2 separate regions of the Homo sapiens genome follow, and region 1 is linked to region 2. A link is an interaction called in ENCODE POLR2A ChIA-PET data of the cell type or tissue named here. Cell type or tissue: MCF 10A. All regions are shown on one strand. Each heading gives the region's core, and the rest is flanking DNA. Links, peaks and the distances in the headings are about the cores only.

Region 1 (5,394 bases), core at 59-5,058, 140 kb before region 2:
TATTTTTTCTTATATTTTTTTAAAAGTTGGCTTTAAGGGAGCACGTTTCTCTTTGAGGGTGGCCTGTTTCATTGTCAATATTTGCTCTTCATTGGAAGCTGAGGTCATGTCAGAGTTACTCAGGAGAAAGACCTGGACTTTTCTTCTTATCTTTTAATGGTTTATCATTGATAAGTTTGGACATGGTATGCATGGTGACTTTTTTCACTCTTGTCACTTTTCTATATTTACCTTGTTCATAGTATGTAATCTGAGTGCCTTCAAGACACTAGAAAAGATTTGATCTCAAACACCACATTTTGGGTATTTTAATATAATCAGGAGAAAAGTGGATATAATATTCAGACAGGAAGCTGGAATACACTGGCATAGGTAGAAGTATTCATTTCAACATTAAGTGAATATATATATATTTGTTGTTGTTTGTTTTGTTTTGTTTTTGTTTATTTTGGTTAGAATCTCACTCTGTCACCCAGGCTGGAGTGCAGTGGTGCGATCTTGGCCCACTGCAACCTACACCTCCCGGGTTCAAACTATTCTCTTTGCTCAGCTTCCTGAGTAGCTGGGATTACAGGCAAAGGCCACCACGCCCAGCTAACTTTTTGTATTTTTAGCAGAGACGGGGTTTCACCATGTTGGCCAGGCTGATCTTGAATTCCTGACCTCAGGTGATCCACCCACTTCAGCCTCCCAAAGTCCTGGGATTACAGGTGTGAGCTACTGCACCCAGCCGCAAATATATATTGATAACTTACTGGAAGTAAGGTAACATGGTACAGGTTGGTAGAAGAAATATAGAGAAAAACAGGAAGCTGGGCTTCCCTTCCAGATGTCCCTAGATTCAAAGGGGAAGAGGCAAAATGTATTAAATGCTGTCTTACACATAGACTACAAGGGATTTACTTGGCCAGGGAGAGAACAGGGTTGATTCTGAGCTGGAGAGAATGAGGATGGCTTCTGTGAAGGAGATGACCTAAAGCAGGGCCTCGAAGGTTGGCAAGGGACTTGCAGGGACAGAGCATGGAGATGGGCATATGTAGCGTGTGTTCTGGACACGGCACGTGGAGGCAGAGCACACATGCATAGAGTGTGTAATGCTTCACTTCCATCCTTGTTCCTTCAGCAAGCACCCGTGCTTTACCTCGTGCTGACCCTTGAGCAAGGCTGCCCGTGAGAAACTTCCCAACTTCATGGGCAATGTTGAAAACATTTGTCCACTTGCCCTTGCCCCAGAGAGGGAGAAGGTCCACATATGGTGCCTTTGACATGTTATCCCTTGGCATAAAGTTTGGCCCAAATGTACATTTGAAACCTCACGTTCCCTCGATAAATTTAAAGTATGAAACTTTTGAAACTCTAAAAAGGTGGTGAAGACCACAGTTCTCCCTGTTCTTTTTCTTCTTTCACTCTGCAGCTGGATTCTGCCTTTCCTCCAGTGGTTATCTGAGGAGTGTCTGCCATGTCTTCTGTTTTTTTTTTTTTTTGCCTTGTTTTGAGGAGTCCCCTTTTTTCCTCCCCTGGGAGAGTTTAAATATGATGCTGATTTCTTGTCATCTTAGGGCTCCTCAGCTACAACAAAGTTAAATGGTATAAAAGCAAAGCCCAAATTAGAGACCCTAAAATAACCTTGGAGAAGGAGAGTTCTCAGTTATCAGTAGAATTGTCTTAGGAATTTGAGGAAGCCCTTGTATACAGTGAAAATGAGACCCTAAGTTAATTAACAAAATGAAAATAACTTACAGTACATATCTGCCACTTCCAGTACTGCTATAAATAATTGCAAGTGTAAGGATTTTTAGTGCAAATATGCAGAAAACATGGGCATAGAAAGTTTAGATGACCTTAATGAAGAAACAGAGTTGGCTCTGAAACTGTGCTTAGCAGGAACAACGTTTTGTGCACTTGATAAACACTGTCAGTTGTTAAGGCATCTTCTGATAGGTGAAAAGCGGTTTTTTGATGCAGTACTGCCTGGCATGCATCTTCTCGATGGTCTGTTATCTTGTGGGAATGACATTCGTTAAGTTGTTTTCTGTGTGCATCCCACCCAAATAAAGAATGTTTCATCAGCAAAGTGAATTGCCGTATAGTCATCAGACTCTAGAAATAAATTATCAACGATGACTGCAGTGGGTGAGGCTGTTTGTTTATCACATCACTTGAGAACAGAGTAAAGTGAGTTTCATATTTTCCTGAGTCTTGAATTCTCATTTTAGACATCTGTTCAGAAGCTTTCTAAGCCATGGAGTATTCTAAATGAGCATTTTGTTAAATGGATGAAGGAAGACTTAGTTTTCCATTGTTAGGTGAAACCTAATTAAAAATTAAATAATGACCTTGTGTTGGCTTGTAAATTCCTTATTTCCTGCATGTGTGAGTGTATTTTGTTAGAACATTCCATTTTAAAGCATGCCTTTTTTATGACAAGAAATACTTTTAAAATACTATTTGCTTTTGAAATTACAGTAGGGAATCAAAGGATAGTCTCTTGTTGAGAGGAAGGTATTAGAAGCATGTAGCTTTATGAACTATATTTTCTGTGAATATAGCAGAATTAGTTTAATTGTTCAATTTCACCCTCTCCAGCATGATTGCACCCATCAGGGCAGTTAACAGAGACACCGCTATTTGTGTTATACTAGGAATTCTTTATAAACTTAATAAATGAAAGCTTTTTCTCTTATAGGCCCGATTCTCTAGTGGACTTCTGGTGAAATTATGTGGCTACCTTCCATTAATGTTAATGGAGGTTATGGATATAAATCCCTCCATAGTGATGGAAGAATGAGCCCCAGAGAGAAGAATGTTTCTAATGAATCACTGGATTGTGATATAGGATTAACTTGGTGTCCCTAATACCATTTTTTTTTCCTCCTGAAAGTTTAAGGTCTTATGTTTAGGAACTAGTTTCTCTCCACCTTAATCCTTTATTGTCAAGTCTGCAATAATGTTAAGAACAGGAAAAAAAAATGTAGATTCCTGGATAGGCACAGTTTTTATATTAATGTAACTATATAGGCATAGTTTTTATATTAATGTAACTATACAGCACCTATTTTTGTGTTTTACTATTACTTGGCAGACATCTTGAGTGTTTTACAAGGTTATCGTATATTTCACTAATAATCGTTGCTTGATAATTTGGTGTCCTGACAGACTGCAGTTTATTATTTAGTATTAAAGCTCTCAAATGTATTTATTGAGCACCTGCTGGGTACAAGGCTTTGAGCTTAGTGATGAAAGCATATGACATAGTCTGTAGCCTCAAATTTTCTATAATCTCGTGATAAAAGTAGGTACCAGTTCATTAGTTGCTTTCCAGTGGGGCACAAATTATGGAACATCGTCTGGCTGGCCGGGCGTGGTGGCTCAAGCCTGTAATCCCAGCACTTTGGGAGGCTGAGGCAGGTGGATTGCCTGAGATCAGGAGTCCAAGACCAGCCTGGCCAACATGGTGAAACCCCATCTCTACTAAAAATACAAAAAATGAGCCAGGCATGGTGGCAGGCGCCTGTGATCCCAGCTACTCAGGAGGTTGAGACAGGAGAATCACTTGAACCTGGGAGGTGGAGGTTGCAGTGAGCTGAGGCCGCACCACTGCACTCCAGCCTGGGCAACAGAGTGAGACTCTGTCTCAAAGAACAAAAAAAAAAAAAAGAAAAGAAAAAAAAGAAATATTGTCTGGCTAAAGAAAGGAAAAGAATTCTTATTCAGAATCAGCATGATCACTTCTGGGAATCTGAATGGAGAAAATAATTCTATATGTAATGATGTTTTCAATCAATATTATTTTAGGTGGTTTATTTATTCAGCCAACTGTTGTTGGCTGCCCACTGTATACCAGGCAGTGTGCTAGATACTGGGAGTACAGCAGTGAGCAGCACAGAGACAGCCCTGGTCTCATGGAGTGTGCACTTTGAGTGTGGGAAACAGTATGTGGGTACATAAACAAAATAATTTCTAATGTGATAGATCTCTAAAGGAAACAGGCAAGGTGATAGAGAATAACTAAGAGGACCTGCTTTAGATGGGAATGTGAAGGATGAGGCCGCATTCATACTAAGCATCCAAGTAAGGAGAAGACCAAGTGCAAAAAGTTTGGTCGGGATGAGTGTGTGTGTGTGTGTGTGTGTGTGTGTGTGTGTGTGTGTGTGTGTGTGTACCAGAGACTGAAGGCCATTATGGCTGGACAGTTAAGGGAGAGTGACCTAAATAAAGTTCATATTGGCGGGAGAGCAGCTTGCCACAGGGTTACACAGAATAGGCAGTGGTGGTAAAGGCAGCATTTGAATCCAGGTCCATTTGGCTTTGGAATGTGCTGTTATAGCAGCAGAGGGCAAGTGTGAAACATAATTCAAGGAAATAATTGCTGTAGCCATCCAGACCAGAGGAGGATCGCTTTGATCTAGGAAAACATCTCAGTAGTCTTTGAAAAAATGTACAGAATATGAAAGATATTATAGGTCTTTTCCTCCTATAATACAACCAGGAAATTATTCAGGCTAATTTTTTCAGAAAAATTATTACAATAAATTATGATCTCCCTTTGAAAGGTATAATGTATTCAAACCTTTTTAATTAGCTAATCTTTTCCTGTGAAATCTTAAATATTTGCACGTATAATTGGTAATTTTAGCTTTTATGTAGGTATGTTTCCCCCTGGTGTTACTTACAAAACCTGGCTTACTCAAGGCCCAAAGTCCACCCCACTAGTAAACTCTCTCGTCTCTGTTCCTGTGCCAAGTGCTCTTCCTTTGTTACCAGGTCCACATAATTAATAGCTTTATCATATGAGGTAATTCAGTTACTCAGCAAAACAAATGATATACACTTTTAGAAATAGCTCTAGAAAGTAAACTTGAACGTAAAATTGTTTAGTAAGAGGAAATTTCTGTTTGTCTTTAATTAAGAGAAACTGTATGGAAATGTAAGCTAAGGATGCATTAATCAGAGAAGTTGGCATTGCACTGTTCTTCATTTTTATTTGGCATAGATTGCATGGGTGCTCATTAAATAATTTGTATGACTGAAATAACTTGTGATAGTTCTTGCTAAAGTTTTGCATGGACTCAGACTAAAGAAACTTTAAAATTTGAATTAAAAAACATTCAATTCTTAGGTTTGAAGGTTTGAGTTACTTATTATAACTGAAAATCTTTATTATCAAAATGTGTGTTCATTATAGTGTTTGCTTGCCTTCTTGGGTGAAGAAATACTTATTATGAGAGTATGTAGATTTTCCGTGAAGAATTAGTAATCATGCATCAGGTTGATACCTGGTGAGTAGATATTTGTATTTAATGCTCTTAAATTTTAACAGCCTTGCCTCTGTATGCCCTGCTCATCTGTGTCTTACCAACTTTGATATTGTTTGAAAAATAAACATTTGAAGGA
Region 2 (5,394 bases), core at 220-5,219:
CAAAAATTTGAATTGTAAGAAAATTATGGGCCAATTTAGTGCCTGTTGAAATGTACACTGGATATTGAAATGTTCTACAGAGCATAATGAATGAAAGTAAAAAGGCTCTATCTCTTTTCTGAAGCCTACTTGAAAATTTTGCTTTCATAACATGACATTGAAAAAGATACTATAAAAATATTTATTAAAATCATAGCTCGAGTTTTTTCTTAGAAGTAAGAAATTATGTTTAATATCAAGGACTTTACTACAGGATAACATGATTGTGTTTCACATAGAAAAACTTTGTTGAAAAATCAGTGTGGAGTTGAGTTCATCTGGGCCCTAGCTGAAACTAATTTTACTTTTGGATATTCCATAAACTGCATACATCTCTTTCTTACTGTTTTGTTTTTCTATGTATGAGAAATCCATAGACACAGAAAAAAGATGGAGAGCCTTCATTTCTCTTATTTTCACTTTTGTCCCATCCCTCTGTGCTTGTTCTTTGTTTAAATAAACTTTTGTTGTATGTCTTTCACACATCATCACTCTCTGCTTCAAAGGCTTCTTTTAATAACTTAGCCCTGGCTCACTTTTCTTTTGCATATGAAATTGATTTAACTAAAGTGTATGTGTGTGTTTGTGTGCGCATATGCCTACATACACATGCATCCGTACAAATAAAAATTTCACTGGAAAGGGAACTCCGTGATCTCTTTACTACGTACATACACACACCTTGTCGAAGTGGGAAAACTTAAGTTTGGAGTTAATTTGGTTTTGAGTTCCAGCTTTTTCTCTTAGTGCTGTCTGTTTCCTCACCCTGAAATGAAGATGGTAATGTTTACTTTGCAAAAGTTGCTGGGAAAGTTATGTATATATAAATCACTTTATTTTTATTGCTAGACATTCAATAAATGCTAGCTGTTACTGTGACCATCATTATTGTCATATATGTAACACAATTATGTCATACATTTATTTTGAAGCTGATAATAAGTAAACTGATAAAAAGCAGAAGGTTGAGATTAAGGCTTCTTATTGCTAAAAGATTGATCTTAAGTACAATCACGTGAAAACTGATAGTTACATAACCTGAAAAATCATAAAATACTGAAAAATTATGACTGTTATGTGATTGTTTTCAGTTGTCAGACTACGTGATGTTAAAATGGCAGTTGATTTTTTGTATTAACACAGTGCCTCTAATTTTAAAAACTGCTTCAGCAATCATGTATTTAATGAAAACAGAAGTAACGATACAAAATAACAAAAATATAAATAGAGTTCAGAATTTGAAAATACTGTATTAGGAGGTAAGCTGACTATTTTTCGTGTTCTTTAAATATATTTAGATCAACTTGAATATTAAGCCTCCTACAGCAGGTAGATAGAGGTATCAATTCAGTTACCATTTAAAATACAGTAACTCCAATGAGGAGTTTCTTATAATTATTTCTAATTACTTTTTGATATTAGAAATTAGAGCTATACCAGAATGCTGGGAAAGATGTCTTTTTCAACATTGTATCACAGCATCAAGCATTATGCATCAAACATCAATTCCTACTCACAATATCCATTCAATGTATATTTGGATTATATTTTCTTTGGATAGACCCTCATAGTAGAAACTCTGTATTAACCAGCTTGCAAGATGAACCAAGACTTTTTGTTTTCTTTGTAATATACTGATTCCTTTGGCATGTTGAATTTTCATGGCCAACAGTTACCTACTACCACATCCTAGCACTATTGTTTTTACCAGTTGTGTGCTTACCACGTCAGTTGTGTTATTCCGGACCTGTTTATACTAGTCTTATTTGTATCACCATTGTGTAATTTAATTAAATTTATGTGAACCAATGGCATGCAAGTTCAAAATGGAAAAGTTTTATTTCTATGAAACTAACCCAGTGCCTTGGAAAGAATCAGTAAAGGCAAGCTACAAAAATTTCTGTCAGATTACATGTCAGTGAGATAACTACAGAAGATGAGAGAAGGTTGTAAAAATAAGAGTTTTGTTAGATTATTTTAGAAATATCTTTAAATTCTCCCACTACTTAAAGTAAATGGAACTGGAAATCTTTTATGATGCATTATAGATACGCATTATATAAGAAAGATGCTGTGGAGCTCCAATTATTAACAGACATTATTAAATTTAAATTTTTGCCTCTGCATAAAAAGATTGGCCAAAGAATGTACATACACATGCTCAAAGTTAAAATGTTTAAGGTGCATATGTCTCATTAATGAGTATCTTCTTCATCCATTTTTTCAAATTAACCAATCAACAACTGGCCCTAACAGTACTGGATAAGGTAACTTCTATTCTATTTTGTATTCCTACTCTTTACAGAGTTTTAGAGATGTTTTGTTTCCTACCTACCAAGGGAAAAAAAGGGAATTGGCAGATAGAGTTTATATCTTGGGATGAGATGTGTAAAGGGCCAGGACCTGAAATTACGTGAAGGTTGATATTCTGGGATTGGTAGTTTTGAAGTTCCATAAAGAAGTTCAGTCCAGCCATGTTCCAAATGCTCTGAGTATAGGCACTGGCTGGTAAGCTTAGTGGAGTGTTATACAACATGGAAGTCTAACTGGCAGTTCAATGTCCCAAAAGTTGGACAGAACCAAGAAATAGAGAACATAAGCAGATGACAGTAATCCAGGCAGAAGGTTAGTGTCAGAGAAGTCTGTCAGTGGGTCATAGGGCTCCACGTGCTAGCCTGGGTTTCCGTGCCAGAATTTTGTTCTTGGGAGGCAGGTAGGGAAAAGCAAGTCAACATCTCCAGTTCCAGATGAGCTAGGGCACTTGACCAAATACAGGTACAGAAGTTAGTCCTTGAGGTAGAGCTTACCTGTTGGAGAACATGGCAGAAATCATTGTACCAAAATTGGAGCACAGGTCAGAGGCTAAAGCATGGCTTACTGCTGTGGCTCATGGTGAACTTGAGCTTCTCATGGCCCCTCCTATCTCCTGAGGATGGCTGAGCTCACAGATGGGGACTGTTATGTAATCAGAGGTCAAGTGGTTTAGCTGGGGTGGCAGAGAGCCAGGTGAAGACTGAAAGTGTTCAAATAAGGAAGAGAACAGAATTGCTTTATGTCTGCCTTCATGAAGACAAACCCTAATAGCCAAAGGACTGAAAGTTTGCCCAAAGAGACCTCAATTTTTGAAAGGAAAATGCATCTTCTCCTTATGTTAGAATGACCACGTCTAAATAAAATAAACTCTTTTGCCTTTTGTTGTTACTTGTCTTGGTATCTACCATTGTTTGACACTAAAAAAAAATAAAGCAGTGACTAATTATTGGCTAATTTAATCTGTCATGATGGCATTTGTAATTCAGGTACATCCTTCATTAAAGCAAGTATAGGCATTATTATTTTTAAAACTTTTTTTTTCTATTTGGATTTCTTCTATTTTGTTTGATTATTTATTTTGTTGTTACTGGTGGTGGTGGTGTTTTACAGTGAGACATACTGGTTAGCTCAGCTAAGGTGTTTGAGTAAGACTTCATAAACATAAAGTACTTTGTGTGGGTTTGTTTTGTGTGTTCCATCTTACGTCATTTGTGGCACTGAAAATGAGATTGCAATTCCCAGAGTACTGGGATAGTTCATTCAGAGGTTAGCCCACCTAAGTTTATAGCAGTTGTCTGTAATAGAATTGTAACTAATTTCCACTGTTGTTTTTGGAGAAAACTGTAGACTATAATTATGTGTTAGCACTTTTTAAACAGCTCCCTGCATTGTCATATCATTTTAAATGGGCTCTGTTTTAAAATGACCTTTCATGTTTTGATTGCAAAAATATAGCTTACACAGGTCTGTAGTTAGCAAAATACAAGGATCCAGTAAATGATAGAGCATTGACACAACTCTAGAAGCATGTGTTAAACATCACTGGCACTGCCCTAGGTTTAAAGGGGAAGAAATAGGGAAGTAGAAATTCACTGTTCTTCAACACTCCTTCTGTTGGATAGGCAAGATTAGTACATAGAACAGTTATGGAGCCATGTGAAAAAAAATAGTAGTTATACAAATGTAAAATGCTACACATGAAGTATATTGCATTACCTTTTTGTGGCCTATGGAAAGAAGTCTCAGAGCACAGTAAGATTCAAGTACCATCTCCCAGAATTGGGGTCAGCAACACCATTTTATATTTTGGCAAATGCTACCCACTGTCTCCCAAACGGCAGATATCTGCATATAGTTAGTCATGTGGACACACCCTTCCTCTGCTACATTGCATTGCCATATTAGTAGTAGAATTTTAGTGTTGATTTAAAAGACAGTCTGCCTTAAAGCAGATTGCATAGTTTGCACACTGTGAATTGTAATTAAAGTGTAAGGGGGGCTTATTATGTCAACAACTGGCATGAGAACCCCCGAGCAGCAGGTGACCCTGACCATGTGACGTTTGTGACAGCTAGGATCCCCTTTTCACTGGCTTAGCGATCTGAAAGTCCAAATTGAAAGAAGCCCAGAGGCTGTATATTTCATTAGATCCCAGGGGAAGTACAGGATACAGCTTCCTTCTGTTTTCCTGGGAGGTCGCCAGAAAGTTTGTAGAGCTCTGTTTCTGTCAGAGACTCAAAAGAGAAAAGAAAAAGCACACACAAAACAAAACAAAACACCATACACACCACAAAACCATCCACCAATCACCCCCAGGACCATAAATTTGACATTTCCCACAGTCTGAGACCACAGTGTTGCTGTGTCAGCAATACGCTCCTTGTTTGAATTGTCTGAAAGGAAGGCTCAGTGTTCTAGCTTTTAAAAAATGTGTAATCTTCAATATGCAGTGATTCTCTTGGTGTAAAACCATGAGAAATTATCAAGTACAGATATCATATGATTTGCTTGAAATACTTTTGCATTATGCGTTACTTTCTCCTGACCTTCTAAAATGGGGCATAAGTCCGAATTTAGAAAGAGGAAACCACATGTGTAATAAGGGAAACAGACTAAGGAGACATGCCATGTGTATTTCAGATCTTATTGTGATGGGTAAACTGTTTGAAATGTGGTCACATTAAAAGTATGTTACTTTGTGGGAGACTCAAAATCTTTTACGAGTAGATTTTTATTGTGTTCCATAGTGGAAATAGAACTAGGGTTTGGTTTTGGTGGGAAGTTTTGGTCTTCAAGTCACCTTGGCACCTGACTGGCAGTTGTGAAACTAAGTAGAAAAGATACCTCTTTTTTCTTGGCACCTCACACGGGATCATAGGATTCTTACTATCATACAATTTATATATCACAGAAATGAAAACTTCGGTACTTTGTTGTATAATACAGATCTTGTGCTTGTTGATTTTTAATTTGGGGCTCAAGCTTCCCATGTCAACTAATGTGGCCGCTGCTAGGCTGCCCTCGGGTAGACCAAATGTAAGC

Evidence for each region. Peaks named below come from ENCODE experiments on the same cell type or tissue, not always from the same donor. Only the 100,000 strongest peaks of a DNase experiment are listed, where the experiment ranks them.
Region 1: POLR2A ChIA-PET joins it to region 2 with 5 read pairs; 4 of 35 experiments call an interaction of 5 or more read pairs at or near these places.

What each region holds. Positions count from the first base shown.
Region 1 is chr1:61,114,549-61,119,942 of GRCh38, forward strand. All of the region lies in intron 2 of NFIA (nuclear factor I A), which reads left to right. Among named protein-coding and RNA genes, the nearest start is that of NFIA, 35 kb to the left of the region's middle. RefSeq lists a silencer at 29-323. In MCF 10A, for the core only: no CTCF peak of the experiment used is centred there; no DNase peak of the experiment used is centred there.
Region 2 is chr1:61,250,565-61,255,958 of GRCh38, forward strand. The region is part of intron 2 of NFIA (nuclear factor I A); the gene reads left to right. NFIA-AS1 (NFIA antisense RNA 1) reads right to left here and starts at 2,954. Exons shown (of 4, transcript NR_104180.1): 1 at 2,847-2,954; 2 at 721-805. RefSeq lists an enhancer at 1-154. In MCF 10A, for the core only: no CTCF peak of the experiment used is centred there; a DNase peak (open chromatin) is centred at 3,017.